Regions from separate parts of the Homo sapiens genome. Here region 2 is linked to region 1. The links are chromatin loops, found by intact Hi-C in ENCODE. Cell type or tissue: PC-9. All regions are shown on one strand. Links, peaks and the distances in the headings refer to the core of each region. The heading gives the core; the rest is flanking DNA.

Region 1 (9,253 bases), core at 511-8,510:
AAGATAATGTCTAGTCCAGTCAGTGCTGTGCTGGAGCTGGCTCATTCAGGCTTACAAGAGCTGACTGTTAAATTTTTAGAAATTCTGTCAGTGGGTTGTTAAACATGGCCATTACTAAAAATTAAGTTATACGGTAGTTGACTCCTATTATTTGTGGATTCCATATTTGTGAATTCACTTACTCACTAAAATTTATTCGTAACCCCCAAATCAATACTTGTGGTCATCTGTGGACATGTGCGTGTGCAGAGTTGCGAAAAATTTGAGTTGCCCGACGTGCACGTTCCCAGCTGAGGTTGAACAAGGGCTTCTTGTTTCAGCTTTCATACTATAAACAAGCGTCCTTTTCGTGGTATATTTAGTGCCAGGTTTTTCACATTTTTCTGCTTTTTGAGGGTGATTTCACTGTTTAAAATGGCCTCCAATTACAGTGCTGAAGTGCTGTCTAATGTTCCCAAGCACAAGAAGGCTGTGATGTGCTTTATGGGGAAAACATACGTGTTAGAGGAGCTTCATTCAGGCATAAGCTGCAGTGCTGTGGGCCATGATTTTGGTGTTAATGAATCGGCAATAAGACATCTTAAATAGAAACACATATAAAATATAGTTGGTTGACGAAAATGCTTTGACCAGAGGTTCACAGGAACCCAACTCTGTATGTCTTCTAGAAATGTTGATTTGATATTTGCTGATTTAGTGTTTGCAGCAACTTTGTAGAACAAAAGTACCATGAATAATGAGAATTGACTGTATAAACTTACAATAAAATAAATTATATTATACGAAAGGTAATAAATACTAAAAACTCTTCACTTCCTAATTATTTTGCTACATACTACTATTATCCATGATCTTGAGATTATTTCTATTTTATCTGTAGGGTAGAAATACTATATAATGGGGGGTGCTACTGTGCATTTCTTCCCAAACCCCCATGTTCAGTGACATCAAATCAGTAGTTTGACATTGGCCAAGGTGGGAGTATTTTACATCATGGAAATGGGTAATGGCTACAAATCAAGGCTTTTTCTCCCAGCTCCCACCCAGTTGTTAAACATTTACCAGTACACAACTGCCTTCAGTTTTTTTTTTTTTTTTTTTCAGACAACTGTCCTTTGGCTCTTGGAGCCAACTTTCACGCACTAGGAGAAAACCTAAAGTTATAGGGAGTTTATCTCCTTGTACGTCCACCTCAGGTCCATTAGCCAATGACTGACTGGTGTTCTCATGCCTCAGGGTGGGATTCACACTTCAGAGCATTCCTTGGGATCCAGATGAGTTGTGAGCCCCAAATGCTTGAGATCATACCCTTGTTTGGCTTCCTCCTCTTCCCTGCCTTGCTGTTTTCTTATTCTTACTGGTTTCTCCTGGGAGCTCTTCCTTGATAAATCACTTGCACGCAAATCCAAGTCTAGGGTCTGCTCTTGAAGCACCCCATCTAAGACAGTACTCTAGCAAACCTGGGAAGGAAGTCGTGGGGTCTGCAACCTGGGTGTGTGTGGCTCAGGTTGGCCCCAAAGATTGACTGATAGATCTCGATTTTCTGGTTCTAACTCTTCCTTAAGAAGCCTTTGCTTTCTGATTTTATCCTTCAATTTAAATGTTTAAATGACTTTTAACAGGCATGAATTCAAAGTTTTTCAACTTTTGTAGTTGCCACTTATGTGCTCAAGACATTCACATTTTGATAAAATATGAAAGATTACTGGGATATTCTTTACTCAGCTTAGCTTCTTGGTGGGTTTTCCTCTGCTGAGCTCAGCCAGTGGCCTTGAACTCTGACATGCAATAACAAATCAAGTTTTCATCAAATTCTTCTTAGCCTGTTCAGAAACAAAAACTCATAAGCAATGCTGCAATAACTTCCTTTGAAATTCTAATTGGCTCCACTTTGATAAAAATGTGATAAGCACTCAAGAAGCCCACTGTGCTGTTGTATACAACTGGAATATGATTCTCTTCATAGTTTTTTAAAAAAATTTTAAATTATTCTTGCTATAGAGTTAGCAAGTGCCAGTTTGGATGCATGGTCTTGGTAATTGTGCAGTAATTAAATGCTTGCCTGGGAAAACAATTTTAGAACACTGAATTGCTTTATTGCATTTTAAAAGGCTGAAAGGGGCATTCAATCAGGTGGAGACAATGTGTTTGTCTTCTAAACAAGACTTATCATAAATTATTCACATGGGCAAAGACTGAATTTGAAAAGGAAGAAACTTGGGGACATAGGGCAATTATTGCTCCAACAGTCATTGTAGAGTTTAGTAGGCCTCATAAAAGGAGGCCTGTCTCAAAGATTCCAGGCAAGGTTTTGAGGATGAGGAAGAAGTGCTTCCTTAACTAATCTGATTTTTTTAAACTGAGACTGCTGGGAGATTTTGCTTACTCTCCTGGATGCCCCTGTGGCTCAAACAGCTCTGTAGAAGAAAGAGTTACCGTCAACTTCTGTTCAATTATATAATTCAGAGGAAAGCATAAAAATATGACTTTGCAAAGTGTGACATGGGTGAGAGAAACATTAGTATAAACACTGGGCATCAGATGCTTCACAGGGGCTTTTAGCTATATTTATAATTTTGTATTTGCCCTGGAATTCTTTTTATTAAGGAATAATTTACCTACAGTAAAATGCATAAATCTTAAGTGTATAGTTTGATGAATTTTTATCTATACACTCATGTAACTACCACGCAAATAGATACAGAACAATTTCATCACCCCAGAACATTTCCTCATTCTCGTTCCCCAATAACATCCTCTCCCAGAGGTAACTACTATTCTGAATTTTAAGATACAGATTAGTCTCATCTGTTTTTGAAATTCATATAAATAGATGCACTCTATTTTTTGGTCTGGCTTCTTTCACTTATCATAATATATTTGAGATTCATCCATGTTGTAGTGTGCATCAATAGTTCATTTTTTTTTATTGCTAGGTAGTATCCAGTTGCATGGATGTACCATAGTTTGCTTATCCAATCTCTAATTGATGAATTTTTCCTCAGTTTTTACTTGCAATGAGTTAAACTGCTATGGAACACAGTTTTATACACAGTGTACACAACAGGGCTGTTTGGGTACTTCTTTTAGATATATACCCAAGAGTGGCATTACTGGGTCTGCCTTTGAAATTTACTATAAAGAAAAAGAAAAAAAAAGGATACCAATAGGAAGAGTGCAGAAAAAAATGATTGTCTTTCCAAAATCTGTTCTTAGCAAAGTGAGAAAGAAATCTTGTACTACCTGGTGGCATTGTTTCAGCATTTAGACTTGGACTATCTCAAGTTATTGCTTAGCCATGGGGGATTAGAGAAACAGAATTCAGGTTCTTTCTTGATGAGATACAGGCATTGTATGTCTGAATGGATGGAAGTGTTCAAGAGCCCGTGCAATGGAATGCTTGGTACCTTGGAGAATTGGATTAATTTGAGACTTGTCACCTGGAAACAGGACTGTCTGGTTCACCTTGGGATCACCTTTGGCCACGGATAATCAAACTGTTGAGGGGAAAGAGTGGATTACGAAACCTCAGTGCAGCCAAAGTGCCATGGGGCCACCAGAGGTGACCTAGTTGGTCCCCAGGTGATCACATTTGAGATTTATTCTTTACAGCAACCCTCATAATGGAACAGGGCTGCAGACCAGCCTAACCACACACAGAACAAAGGGCTGACAGACTTGTGAACAAAGGGCTGACAGACTTGTGAAGGGGTTATGGCGCCCCCTGGGGGACACTGAAATGTTCCTCTTGTAGACCTAACTTTCCGGTCTGGGGTCAAGTTCAACTTGTATTGATTGAGTAACCTGTAAGACATCACCACTTCAGTAATCCTCTTCAAAGGTTTCAGAATAAAGTATTTGCAATTTTATTGGGAGCAACTCAATTCAGGGGAAGCTGAAGAGGAATACATGTGATGTGTAAGTTCTCACAAGATGGGAGGGGGAATCTTTTCCGGTTTATTTTGTATTGTTTCTGGTAGAAAGGCTCTACATGATTGGGTAATTTCTAATATTTACTTTGTTAATGAAGGTGATAGGATAAGATGACAACTCCATCTGCAAAGTTCTGCAGGCAAAATGCCTCTCCAAAATGGTTGTGAGCCTTTTGTGTCTTGCTTGCTCAGGGTGTAAAATGAGCGATTCTCAACCCAAATCAGTACCACTCTCCCAGTGAGCAGTTGGAAGTGTGTGGGAGCATTTTTGATTGTCAGAGTGACTGGGGTACAGGGGGGTGGTGCACTACTTCCATTTGCTGAGATGGAGGAGGGAGAGAAAACTTCTAGTATGAAGGAGAGTTGTCCTATCCTAAATGCCAATAGGGTCCTTGTTGAGAAATACTTTACCCCCCGTCAGGTGATCTGGAGACAGTTATGTGCAATTCATATTCAGAAGGTTTAACTACACAAACAAAATATGTCAAGCAAGTGAAAGCAGATTTAAGGAGCGTATTCAGAAAGAAGTGTAGTTAAGCCTGTTTTTGGACATTTAGAGAGCATGATCACTTTGCCCAAAACCGAAAAGGAGCACTGGCCTTAAGTGGAATACGGAGGTGGAGGAATTTGTTTTCCAGGCTCCCCAGCATTTCTTTCTTCATCCTCTTCCAAACAATCACTGATCCTGCTCCCCTTCTCCCTTGCTTCTTGGGATGACGAAGCAGCTGACAAATCCATTAAGTCGTGAGAATTTTCTCTTACTCCTCCCAGCAGGATATCAGGAAGAGAAGACTCTCAAATGTTGAAATTTCAAATGTGGGCGAGGAAGGTAGGTGTCTTTTGGCTGTGGGATCTTTCTAGAACTTCTTAAATTATTCCTGGGCAAGTAATAACTCATTTTCTTGTTGGGCTGGCTTTAGATGTGGAAACCAAAGTGTTAGCGTTTGCTGTAACCATGGCAAGGAGAGGGAAGAAGGATTGGATACCTTTGTAAATTTATCGGCAAATGAATGAGCTGAACAAGAATCCTTTGGAGTATATAGTTTGGAATGTGCTGTGTGTGACATTGCTTTGTAAACTTTAAAGTACTATGCAATTTTGATGTATTTTCATCATGCCAACACTTCCTTGAATTTCTCAAAACACTAAACTCAGAATCTTACACAAAATATCCGTTCAGTAAATGTGTCCCAAATGAAACAAATATTAGGTATAAGGAGCGGCAGTGGAGGTTATGGAACAGGGTCTCATGTTGCCATATCTATCAAGGGCTAACATGCCTCTACTTGGATGGGGCTATTCACTGATAAGGAAATCTTGCTACAGTATTCTTTTTGCTTCCATTAAACATTTCATGGGAGGGAATTCTCACTATTCCTTTGTGAACAAGATTGATGATAGATCTCCCTCAGGCTTCTGAATAACATGAAATTATTCTGTATCTGTTTAATGTACAAAGGGAGGACCAGGGGGGACTACCCATAGTGTCATCATTATCCATGAGAATCCAATTATAGGAGCCCCTGGGATTGTTGAACTCAAGATTGCAGGATCCAAATGTTAGGGATATCCTGGTCACTTCCTTCCTCACTTGGGAGAGAATTAGAAATGACAAGATCTTAAACATCTTCCTACATTTATTGAGCAACCATTGTGCCAGCCACTATACTATGCACCAGGGACATGAAAGTGAGTATGACACAGTCACTGCCTTCATGGTGCTCACAGTCTGGGGAGGGTGCTGGCCAGGGAGTCTCAAACTTGGTTGGAGATTATAGTCTCCCTTAAAAATTCCCATACCCAAGTCACACTCCCAGTTCAATAAAATCAGAATCTCTGGGGGTAGAACCCAGACTTCAATATTTTTTAGCGCTCCCCAGGTGGTTACAAAGTGCAGTCAAGGTTGAGAAACATCGAGAAAGGAACAAATCTGTATTGGGAAATTTTAGATTAAAACATGACAAGTGCTTGGTGGAGATAAAAACAAAGTGCAGCTGGAGGAGCACAGAGAAGAAACTATTGCACCCAAGAAAAGCTCTCCGTGTATGTCATCAAGAGAATTAGAAGAGCACTAGAAAGTGGTGAATTCTGGACGTAAGAGTAAGGGTGGCATCCGAATCATTTTCTGGTGGAACAAATTCCCCTTTGCATATTAATCATTATTCATGGTGGTGGGGGGCTGTGTGAAAGCAAGGGTTGATAATTCATGCACTATACTTCCCACTCCTTTCTTCTTTCTGTCTCCCTGCCCTTTCTTTATTATAACCTGTGGCACATATGTGGTACACTGAATGCTAGGTAAAGGTTAGTGGTTGCTAATATATTAAAAGAAAAAGGGAAAATGAAAGCTTACTGTTTCTCTCTGCTTGTGAGAAAAGCACACGAATACACTATGTGGTGTAGTCATGTGGCTAAGCCTAGACCTCAAAATAATAATCAAAGGCCTTAACATATTAAATTGATAACTCTAAATATATTAACTGTGGTCTTCACAACACCCCTCTAAGAGAAGTATCTCTGGTTCATGGGTGATGAAACTGAGGCCCAGAGAGGTTGATTAACTTGCCAAAGCCCATGTCTATTTGGTGGCACACATGAGATTAAAATCCATGTCAGTCTGACTTGAAAGGGCTGCTTCTCAATTTGCATGTGAGCTTGTTATGGCATGTGGGCATGTTGATGGATTTGTGGGATATATCTTAATATCACAGTGAAATAATAGAGCTGGTGGCTAATTTAGTGTTTTTACCAATACCACTATCACCACCTCCATCACTGAGCGTGTGGATCTGTTGGATGAACTCTTGAATAAATCAAAATGGAAAGGGGAAATATCTAGGAGGGAAAAGTGATTTGAGGGTTCACTGGGGTGTAAGATTACAAAAATCATGAGAGTTATAGAGTATCTAATGGAGTTTTTAGTAAAAAGCATGGGACAGCATTTAATTGTGCATTTTAGAGGAACAAGCTTCTGAAATGTGAGACCAATTGGCTACAAAGTAGAGACTCAATGCCACAAGATCCTTAAAGTGATCTGAGTGTCTGAAAAATAAAAACAGAATGAAAAGCCAACTAGACTCTAAAAAACAAAAGACAGAAGCCTGGGGATTACCCCATTTCCCCCTGTCTCTTGAAGAAAACTAGAGAATGTAGTTTTGATAGTTTTGTTTTAAATTCTTGTAGGGGAGTAATATTTAGATGGTAACCCCTGCATGATCCATCCACAGGAATTCATTTACTTCTCTTTCTTGCACCATTCAGGCAGCAGTGAAACCTTTCTCTACAGATTGCTCCCAAGGTAGGGTAGTTATAGCAGGAAAATAGAAAGAAATGACTTTTCACAGCTTTTGAGCTTCTAAATAAATTTTTAAGGTTTTGAGCTTTACTGGCATAGTTTTAACACTATCAGAGCCAAAATTTCTGCTATAAACCAGTAGTTCTCAATCCTCTCCTTGCATTAGAATCACCTGAGGATGTTGTAAAGCCTAACAGTGTCTGGACTCCACCTGCAAAGACTCAGTTTTAATTGATTTTTGGTGGACATTCACATATATATATATATATACTTCCCAGAGGATGCATTGTGCAACTAGGGTGGAGAGCCAGTATCTTAAACACTTGTTTCCAAACTTTGTTGCACATTAGAATTGCCTGGCAGCTTTTAAAATCCCCAGTGGCAAGGCTACACCTGTACCAAATCCCCAATGCCAAGGTTGTTCCCAGACCAATTAAGTTAGAATGTGTGGGAGGTGAGAGCTAGGTGCCTTAAACAATATATTTGGGAAATATTTCTGATGAGAGTTGTACTTTGACATTTCCAGAGGCTGGCAAGTGAGAGGAAGGTAGAAAGGAGAGAGAGAGAGAGTAGCTTAGACATTGGTGTGTCCTTAAGAAGGGGCTCAGTGACCCCCGCACAACTCCCTGTCCCGGTCAAGTTAAGATGTTGGCACAGGCAGTGATGTGCTGGCAAATGTTTAAAAGATGGTTCTTCAAGGGGAAAAAAAATCCCCTAATTTGCAGTTCGTCAATTTTTGGTGTAAATACTCCCACTATGGCCAGTTTCAAGTTACCAGTGTGACATCATTGATTGTGAAGTTGGAAAGAGATGCACACAATTTGCTCTAGGAAGCCCGTATGAGCTGGCTCCAGCATGCTACTGGGTATGAGCATGATAAACCCCTCAGATAGGTTTGGGGATCTGAGGGTAGAGAGAATCTTGTGCTTTATTTTTGGGCATGGACAGAAAAGGGATGAAAAAGTCTAAGTTCTCCCCACAATGTATCATCTAGAGTGGAAGTGGGGGCACATCTAGGAGAGTCTAGGTAGGAAGGGCATGAGACCAACTCTCAAGTCTCTTGTTGCTTTCCAGTGGTATCAGAGAAGATCCAGATTTTTCTGTACCCCTGGGAGCATTATGGAAGTGGCTAGGCATAGGTTGGGAGAATTCAAGGGGCCTTGAGGTTAGAATGAGAAAGTCATGAAGAGTTGTGGACGATTGGCTACAGATGCAAATGTTGGAGGGTAACAACAAGGATAAAAGCCAATAGCAGCTGAGAATCAGATGCTGCCTCTTGATGGCATGATGCTACTAACCTCTATGACCCTTAGAGAAGTGACAGAAAGGTCTGAGGAAACAGAAGAGATGGTGGCTGTTATTCATTGCACTAATTAGAGGTTATTACAGGGACTGCAGCCAGAATCTCTCTCTCCCTCTCTCTTTTGTTATTCCTGGTAGAAGCCAAAATTTCGTCTTGTTAGAGCTATTGAAATAATGCAGTAGGATATTTTTCTTCTTTCTTGTTTCGGGAAGAAAGAACTGGCAATATTTTGCAAATTCACTTTGAAAAAGAACAGCATGTCCCAAGTTCACTGAGGCGACCTTCCTGAAGGTTAATATAAGTAGGACAAGATGGAACACCTTATAAAAGTGCACATGCAAACATACCGCTTAGGATAGGGGTGTCACAGGAGACTCTTTGTCCTCTCTTTGGGGTGTGCATTGCTGAACCTCTCTTCTACAATTTGTGGATGCCTAATGGGTAGTGCCCATTGGGAGCCTAGTGATGTTTACACTAGTTCTGGCCTTATGCACAGTGATTCTCACATACTCTCGGTGGTAGGGCCAATATTATTAGGAGAGACTGAACAGCAGAATGAACACCAGAGTGGGGATCAGGAGATCTAAATTCTCATCCTGGTTCTATACCAGTTATGTGATCATGAGCAAATCCTTAACCTGTCTGAGCCACTTATTATATTATCAATGATCCCTTACTGTGATGTGCTTATTGAAAGAGCACATAAACCTGCTACTTTATTTC
Region 2 (8,296 bases), core at 1-8,000, 540 kb before region 1:
AAAGTGGGCTCTTCAACCTAGAAGTCTATACTCAGCCAAACCATCAATCAAATATAAACATGGAATAATGACATTTTCAGACATGTAAGGACTCCAAATACATACCTCCCATGTCCTCGTTTTACAGAACGTCAGAAGTATGTGCTCCAGCCAAAAAAAAAAAAAAAAAAGGAGTATGTTAAGACAGCAGAAACATGAGACTTACGAAACGAGGGATCCCATACACAAATGCAGTGAGAGAGAAATCCCTGGATGGCACTGTCTGGCAGGTCAGTTCAGCTTGAACTGAATGGAGTCTCTAGGAGGGAAGTCTGGTTTAACTGAGTGTTTGGAACATGCTATTGATAAGCCTCGGGCAGATTTAATGGAGGATCTAGATGTTGGGTGGAATAATGGGCCTCCCAAACATGTTCACACCCTAATCTGTGGAGCCTGTGAATATGTTGTTACATGAAAAAAACTAAGGTTGCAATTGAAATTAAGGTTGCCAATTAGCTGCTCTTGGGATGGGAAATTTATCCTGGGTTGCGCAGGTAGACTCAATGTAATCACAAGGACCTTTCAATATAGAACAGGGAAGAAGAGAGTGTGGGAGTCATGACGCAGCATGAGGAAGACTTGACTGGCCATGGCCGGCTTTGAAGATGGAAGGTGGCCACCAGCCAAGGAATGCAGAAGCCTCTCGAAGCTGGAAAAAGCAAGAGATTGAATTCTCCTCTAGAGCTTCCAGAAGGAATGCAGCCCTGTCAACACTTTGATTTTAGCCCAGTCAGACCCACTTTGAACTTCTGGCCTAGTTATAGCAGCCATAGGGAACTAACACAGAGGATTTGAATGAGTGTCCAAAACCAAGCAAGTAAGAAAATGCAAGGCAGTTATTGACATTGGGAAAAACTAAGTTGTAAAAAAGGAAACAATCTGTATAATCCACCTGGTTCAGCAAAATAAATAAAAAGAAAGAAAGAAAGAAAAAAAAACACAGCAAAAAAAAAAGAGAGAGAGAAACCAATATTTATGTGGCTGTATAATGTCAAGCAATTAATATTAACCAAAAAATATGATAATAATAAATTGGCAGACTTTGGGGTTGGAAGGCAGGGGAGTAAGAAAGCAAAATCCTTATCTATTACTGGAGAAACTCAATAGATAGTGCCTAAAATTCATAAATCAAGACAGCAGGCCAGGCATGGTGGCTCACGCCTGTAATCCCAGCACTTTGGGAGGCCAAGGTGGGCAGATCACTTGAGGTCAGGAGTTTGAGACCAGCCTGGCCAACATGGCAAAACCCCGTCTCTACTAAAAATACAAAAATTAGCCGGGCATGGTGGCACACACCTGTAATCCCAGCTACTTGGGAGGCTGAGGCAGGAGAATCGGTTGAACCTGGGAGGCGGAGGTTGCAGTAAGCTGAAATCGCACCACTGCACTCCAGCCTGGGTGACAGAGCGAGACTCTGTCTCAAAATAAATAAATAAGTAAATAAAATAACAAAATAAAATAAAAGATTACTATGTAACAAACGTTTTGCTATAGAGCTTTTCTTGAGACAGGGTCTGGCTCTGTCATCCAGGCTGGAGTGCAGTGGTGTGATCTCGGCTCACTGCAGCCTCAGCCTCCCAGGTTCAAGCAATTCTCATGCTTCAGCCTCCCGAGTAGCTGGAATTACAGGCGTGAGCCACTACACCCGGATAATTTTTAAATTTTTATTAGAGATGCGGTTTTGCCATATTGGCCAGGCTGGTCTCCAAATCCTGGCCTCAAGTGATCCTCCCCACTCGGCCTCCCAAAGTGATGGGATTACAGGTGCGAGTTACTGTGCATGGCCATAGGGCTTTTTAATGAATGGAAAAAGTGACAACAGCAAATTACAAAATGGTATGTTAACAACCATTCAATTTTTTTTTTTTTTTGACAGGGTCTGGCTCTGTCACCAGGCTGGAGTGCAGTGGCGCAATCTTGGCTCACTGCAAGCTCCACCTCCCAGGCTCAAGCGATTCTCCCACCTCAGCCTCCCAAGTAGCTGGGACTACAGGCGCACATCACCACATCCAACTAATTTTTTTGTATTTTTGGTAGAGACAGGGTTTTGCCATGTCACCCAGGCTGGTCTCAAACTCCTGGGCTCAAGTGATCCACCTGCCTCAGCCTCCCAAAGTGCTGGGATTAGAGGCATGGGCCACTGCACCTGGCCAACAACTATTCAATTTTTGTTTACAAAGTGTGCATGTATAATGTGTAGGAAAATGAGTTTTTTGTTTTTTGTTTCTGAGACAGGGTCTTGCTCTGTCGCCCAGGCTGGAGTGCAGTGGCATGATCATGGTTCACTGCAACCTCAACCTCCTTACCAGGCTCAAGCAATCCTCCCATCTCAGGCTCCAGAGTAGGTGGGACTACAGGTGTGCCACCACACCCGGATGAAAAATGAGCATTTTTGTATATGTAGGTATGTACACCTATATGTGTATATATACATATATAGAGACAGAAACAGAGTAGAAAAGTGTATGTGTGTGCATGCAAAGTGGGTATATATGTGCCAAAAGTACACAAGGATTTTTTTCTCCAGAGACAGGGTCTCACTGTGTCGCCCAAGCTGGAGTGGTATGATCACGGTTCACTGCAGCCTTGACCTCCTGGGTTCAAGTGATCCTCCCACCTCAGCCTTCTGAATAGCTGGGACCACAGGTGCGCACCACCATGCCCAGCTAATTTTTTTTTCTAATGTTTTGTAGAGACAGGGTCTCACTATGTTGCCCAGGCTGGTCTCAAACTCCTGGACTCAAATGATCCTCCCCCTCCTCAGCCTCCCAAAGTGCTGGGATTACAGGCGTGAGCCACTGTGCCTGAACACAAGGACTAAGACCAAACTGTTAACCATGCTTACCACTGAGTAGTAGGCATACAGGTCATTTTAATGTTCTTCTTTATACTTTCCCATATTTTCTAGGATTTCTTTCCCGTATCAAGCATGCATTACTCATAACCAGAAAATAATTACTTCCATTTCGTGTAAAGAAGTAACTTTTTAAAATGAGCATCTGAGACCTTAGGGGCTAACTGCAGCAAGCAGCTGTCACCAAAATTTACACATGTAGGAGTTAGAACGGCTAAGAAAAAATATGTCAACTATCTTTATTAACTAACGCTCTCCAGAATGTGGTTTAGGTATACATGTTCTAGAAGTATGTTGGAGCCATTGCTATAAATCTACATATCGTGTTCTCTTTAGATTCTTGTTTTGAACTAAGGTCTATGAGGCCAGAACATCTTGGCGGGCGCTGCATGTCATCTGGTTTCTAGGCAGTATTTTAGAAAGGCAGCTCAATTCCCCTTCTTGCCCAATAGGTGGGGCAAGAAAGCTTTAGAAGAGTCCCCACCTGCTAAAACATGAACAGGAAGAGACCAAATTGCAGAAAAACCAGTTAGAGCGGTTCAGAAGTCATCCCCATCCAGTTGGGTGGGATGTATGCTAAAATTTTCCTAGGGTGAAAACTGTTTCCAGAGAGTTTTCTAGAGAATACCAAGTTGAGAGTCTATAAAATCTGTTTCAATACCTGACAATCACACTGTAACCAGGACTTTTTTCTAGCGTTTGAAATTAAAATAGCTCAGGTTGAAATGCTGAGATATCATTTTTCATGGGTCAGATTGGCAAAATTCAAAAGCTTGTCAATACACTGCTGGCCAGACTGTGGGGTAAGTGGCACTCTCATCCACTGCTGGGGGAAATGCACCCTGGTCCAACTCCCATGGAGAAGGGCTGGCAATATCTAACAACATTCCATATACATTTTACCCTTCGGCCCAGCAATCTCACTTTTTTTTTTTTTTTTTTGGAATTTACTCTGAAGATTCACTTCCAACAATATGAAAATAAATATGCACAAGGTTATTGATTACAGCATGATTTGTAATTGCAAAATGTCAAACTACCTAAATGTCCAAATATAAGAGTGTGGTTGAATAAGTTATGATAACAGCTACACAGTGGAGTACTATGCAGCTATAAGGAAGAATGAGGCCAGGCATGGTGGCTCACGCCCATAATCCCAGCACTTTGGAAGGCCAAGGCAGGCAGATCACCTGAGGTCAAGAGTTTGAGACCAGCCTGGCTAACATGGTGAAACCCTCTCTCTACTAAAAATACAAAATTAGCTGGGTGTGGTGGCAGGCGCCTGTAATCCTAGCTACTTGGGAGGCCCAGGCAGGAGAATCGCTTGAACCCAGGAGGTGGAGGTTGCAGTGAGCCAAGATTGTGCCACTGCACTCCAGCCTGGGCGACAGAGCAAGACTCCGTGTCAAAAAAAAAAGACAATCGCACAAACTGGTATGGAACAATTTCCAAGATTTCTTAAGTGAAAAAAGCAAAGTGCAAAAGAGAATATAGAAGATGCTGCTTTCTGTATATGGAAAAAAACGGGGAGGGGGGGCGGAATAAGAAAACATACATATATCTGCTTGTCTATACCAAAAAATACACAGGAATGAGAAACCCGAAGTTGGTCACCTACAAGGAGTGGGAAGGAATAGTATTGAAGGAATACAGGAGGAAGTGACACTTCCCTGAGCATACCTTTTGGTATAGTTTGATTTGAGGAAGTATGTTAATGTTCTACATATTGAAAAAAATCAAATCAAATAAACATGGATGGTGGGGAGAGCTACCACTGAAAACAAGTTGGAAAAAACAACTGTATTTCTAATGAAGAACATGACCATATCACAGGGGTAGGAGTGGAGGAGACTAATGCAAGTAATTTATGTACACAGTATTTGTCCATATACCTTCTGTCTTTGGGGCATGGCACTGAAGAACCGCAAACAAATCCTGAACTATTTTTAGTAGGTTTGTTTCCTGCTGTGGTATAAGTGAAGCAATTCCGAAACTACTTTAGATGTATTATGGGATTGAGCAAATGATTAAATCGTTTGATGTTGGGAGCCAGGGTTCTCACTGTGGAGGAAGGGACATACAAATATCAAACAGGAGAAGGCAAGGAAGAATCCTATGGAGATGGATGGTAGGTGCCAGTGTGACCTCATCATTTCTAAAATATGTATATATATGCATGTATGTGTGTGTGTGTGTTTCCTAGATATGGCTGCTGAAAATGCTTATAAGCAAAGACACTCCAGTAGCAATGGGCACTAGGGCCCAAGTCTTGGACTCTAATACCATCCCCCACTAAAAGGAACCAGGACTCCTTAGAAAAATGAATGATTTCAAGCCTGGGGCAGGGAATGTCCAAGATAAAGACCAAAACATTTTGTTATGCATCAGAGCAAAGAAGTGCTAAAAAGAAATGATAGGTGCATATCACAATTTGCAATTGCAAAAATATGGAACCAGCTCAAATGCCCATCAGTCAACGAGTGGATGAAGAAAATGTGGTACACACACACACACACACACACACACACACACACACACAATGGAATACTACTGAGTCATAAAAAGGAATGAAATAACGAAAAAGGAATGAAATAATGGCATTCGTAGCAACCTGGATGGAATTGGAGACTTTTTTTTTTTGAGACAGAGTCTCACTCTGTCACCCAGGCTGGAGTGCAGTGGTGTGATCTCACCTCACTGCAACCTCCACCTTCTGGGTTCCAGTGATCCTCCTGCCTCAGCTTCCCAAGTAGCTGGGATTACAGGCATGAGCCACCACGCCCAGCTAATTTTTTTTTTTTTTTTTTGTATTTTTAGTAGAGACGGTGTTTCTCCATGTTGTCCAGGATGGTCTCGAACTCCTGGCCTCAGGTGATCCACCCACCTCAGCCTCCCAAAGTGCTGGGATTACAGGCATGAGCCACTGCACCTGGCTGGAGACTATTACTCTAAGTGAAGTAACTCAGGAATGGAAAACCAATATTGTATGTTCTTACTCATGCGTGGGAGCTAAGCTATGAGGATGCAAAGGCATAAGAATGATACAATGGACTTTGGGGACTTGAGGCAAAGGGTGGGGGGTGGCAAGGGATACTGTAGATTGGTTACAGTGTACACTGCTTGGTGATGGGTGCGCCAAAATCTCAGAAATCACCACTAAAGAACTTATTCACGTAACCAAACACCACCTGTTTCCCAAAAACCTACTGAAATAAAAAAGATAAAGTCAAAAAAGGAATGATAGGTCCATATCAAGAGGACACAGCAATCAGCTTAAAGGGGCTCCCACTGGCCAAAGCTAGGATCATTTGAGCTCCCAAATAATCAAGGACAATAATGAATTATAAGCCACTGAAAAAGTAGAAATGAATCCATATCAATAATAAATAGACAAATAAGCAGGGAAGAAGGGAGGAGTCTTGCTTACAGCAGAATGCCAATGCCAGCTGGTAAGTGTAGAGGGAGCACTGGAGTTAGAAAATCATCATTTTGCCACCATAGCCATGAAGATTGGTTTGGACCAAAATCATCAACATGCCTGGGCATGATGGCTCGCACCTGTAATCTCAGCACTTTGGGAGGCCAAGGTAGGAGGATTGCTTGAGGTCAGGAGTTCAAGACCAGCCTGGACAACATAAGGAGACCCCCCCACCGCCCCCCACCATCTCTTAAAAAAAAAAAAAGCCAGGTGCAGTGGCATGCACCTGTGGTCCCAACTACTCGGGAGGCTGATGTGGGAAGATCGTTTGAGCCCAGGAGGTTGAGATTGCAGTCAGCCATGATTGTGCCACTGCACTCCAGCCTGGGCAACAGACGGAGACTCTGTCTCAAAAAAAAAAAAAAAAAAGAAAAGAAAAGAAAAGAAAAGAAAGAAAGAATGGAGGCCCTCTTTAAAAACCAGAATGGTCTTCATTTTGGGTTTGTCTGATGATTCTTTATGATTATATTCAAGTGCTGCATTCCCAGCCAACATACCATATTAGTGATGCTGTGTTATCTATTGTTAGCAGTGGAGAATCCATATCCGTGTCACACGGCACCAAAATATCTTCCGGCAATGAACCTGTACGGGTCTGCAGCAACCTCAATTACTGCCTCCTCAGAAGAAAAAATTGGACTGAGAGGCATAAGGCAGAAGGAGAGATGGAGGCAAGTTTTAGAGCAGGAATGAAAGTTTATTTAAAAAGTTTAGAGCAGGAATGAAATGAAGTATACTTGGAAGAAAGCCAAGCAGTCGACCTGAAAAGCAAGTGCACGGTTTGACCTTTTGACTTGGGGTTTTATAGGTTGGCATACTTCTGGGGTCTTGCGTTACTCCTCCCAACTCCTGAGATCTTATCGGGAAGCTGCTGATCACCATTATTTTAGAGAGACAGTTAACCACCGCCTGACTATCACCTGATGGTTGCCTGACACTCCTGGTATGTGGGTCGGGGGAGCCCTCTCCTGCCCTGCTCATACCAGACTAGCTACCCACTGTAACAGTATCACACTGATGTCCATCTGCTCCTCCTTGGTGATGTTAATTTCCATCCCCTAGTCAAGGAGTTGTCTGTTCTTTCCACTGTATAATTGCTGTTTTTCCTTCCTGCCTTGCAATAAATAAGCGATCTGTGAGAAGACACTTTTACACATTGAAATGTCCTGCTCATCAAAATTGCCTCATATATTTAGTATCTATTGATGACTCTATTTTTTTTTTTTTTTTTTTGCCTTAAGTGATCTTCCTGCCTCAGCTTTCCTAAGTGCTGGGATTACAGGCATGAGCCACCATGCCTGGCCAAAATATATATATATTTAATTATCATGGATACATAATAGTTGTATATATTTGTAGGCAACATGTGATATTTTGATATAAGCATACAATGTGTAATGATCACATCAGGGTAATTGGGATATGCATCACCTTAAGCATTTATTATTTGTGTTAGAAACATTCCAGTTCCAGCTGGGTGCCGTGGCTCACGCCTGTAATCCCAGCACTTTGGGAGGCCAAGGCGGGTGGATCACTTGAGGTCAGGAGTTTGAGACCAGCCTGGCTAATATGGTGAAACTCCATCTCTACTAAAAATACAAAAATTAGCTGGGCATGGTGGTGCATGCCTGTAATCCCAGCTACTCCAACAGCTGAGGCAGGAGAATCACTGGAACCTGGAAGGCGGAGGTTGCAGTGAGCCAAGATTGCCACTGCACTCTAGCCTGGGCGACAAGGGGAGACTCCGTCTCAAAAAAAAAAAGAAAAGAAAAAAAAAAGAAACATTCCAGTTCCACTCTTTCCTTTTGAATGGATAAAGGAAACATGGTGCATATACACAATGGACTATTATTCAGCCATAAAAATAATGAAATCCTGTCATTTGCAACAACATGGATAGAAACTGGAGGACTTATGTGAAGTCA

Evidence for each region. A loop is a pair of places that touch in the nucleus more often than their neighbours do. Peaks named below come from ENCODE experiments on the same cell type or tissue, not always from the same donor. Only the 100,000 strongest peaks of a DNase experiment are listed, where the experiment ranks them.
Region 2: a loop joins it to region 1, with 5 times the contacts of the local background. A loop is called at or near these places in 14 of 110 quality-filtered maps.

What each region holds. Positions count from the first base shown.
Region 1 is chrX:20,439,078-20,448,330 of GRCh38, forward strand. No RefSeq gene overlaps it. Among named protein-coding and RNA genes, the nearest start is that of RPS6KA3, 180 kb to the left of the region's middle. In PC-9, for the core only: CTCF peaks have their summits at 3,711 (motif pointing left) and 3,914; a DNase peak (open chromatin) is centred at 3,724.
Region 2 is chrX:19,901,627-19,909,922 of GRCh38, forward strand. No RefSeq gene overlaps it. Among named protein-coding and RNA genes, the nearest start is that of SH3KBP1, 18 kb to the left of the region's middle. In PC-9, for the core only: a CTCF peak has its summit at 3,295; a DNase peak (open chromatin) is centred at 3,385.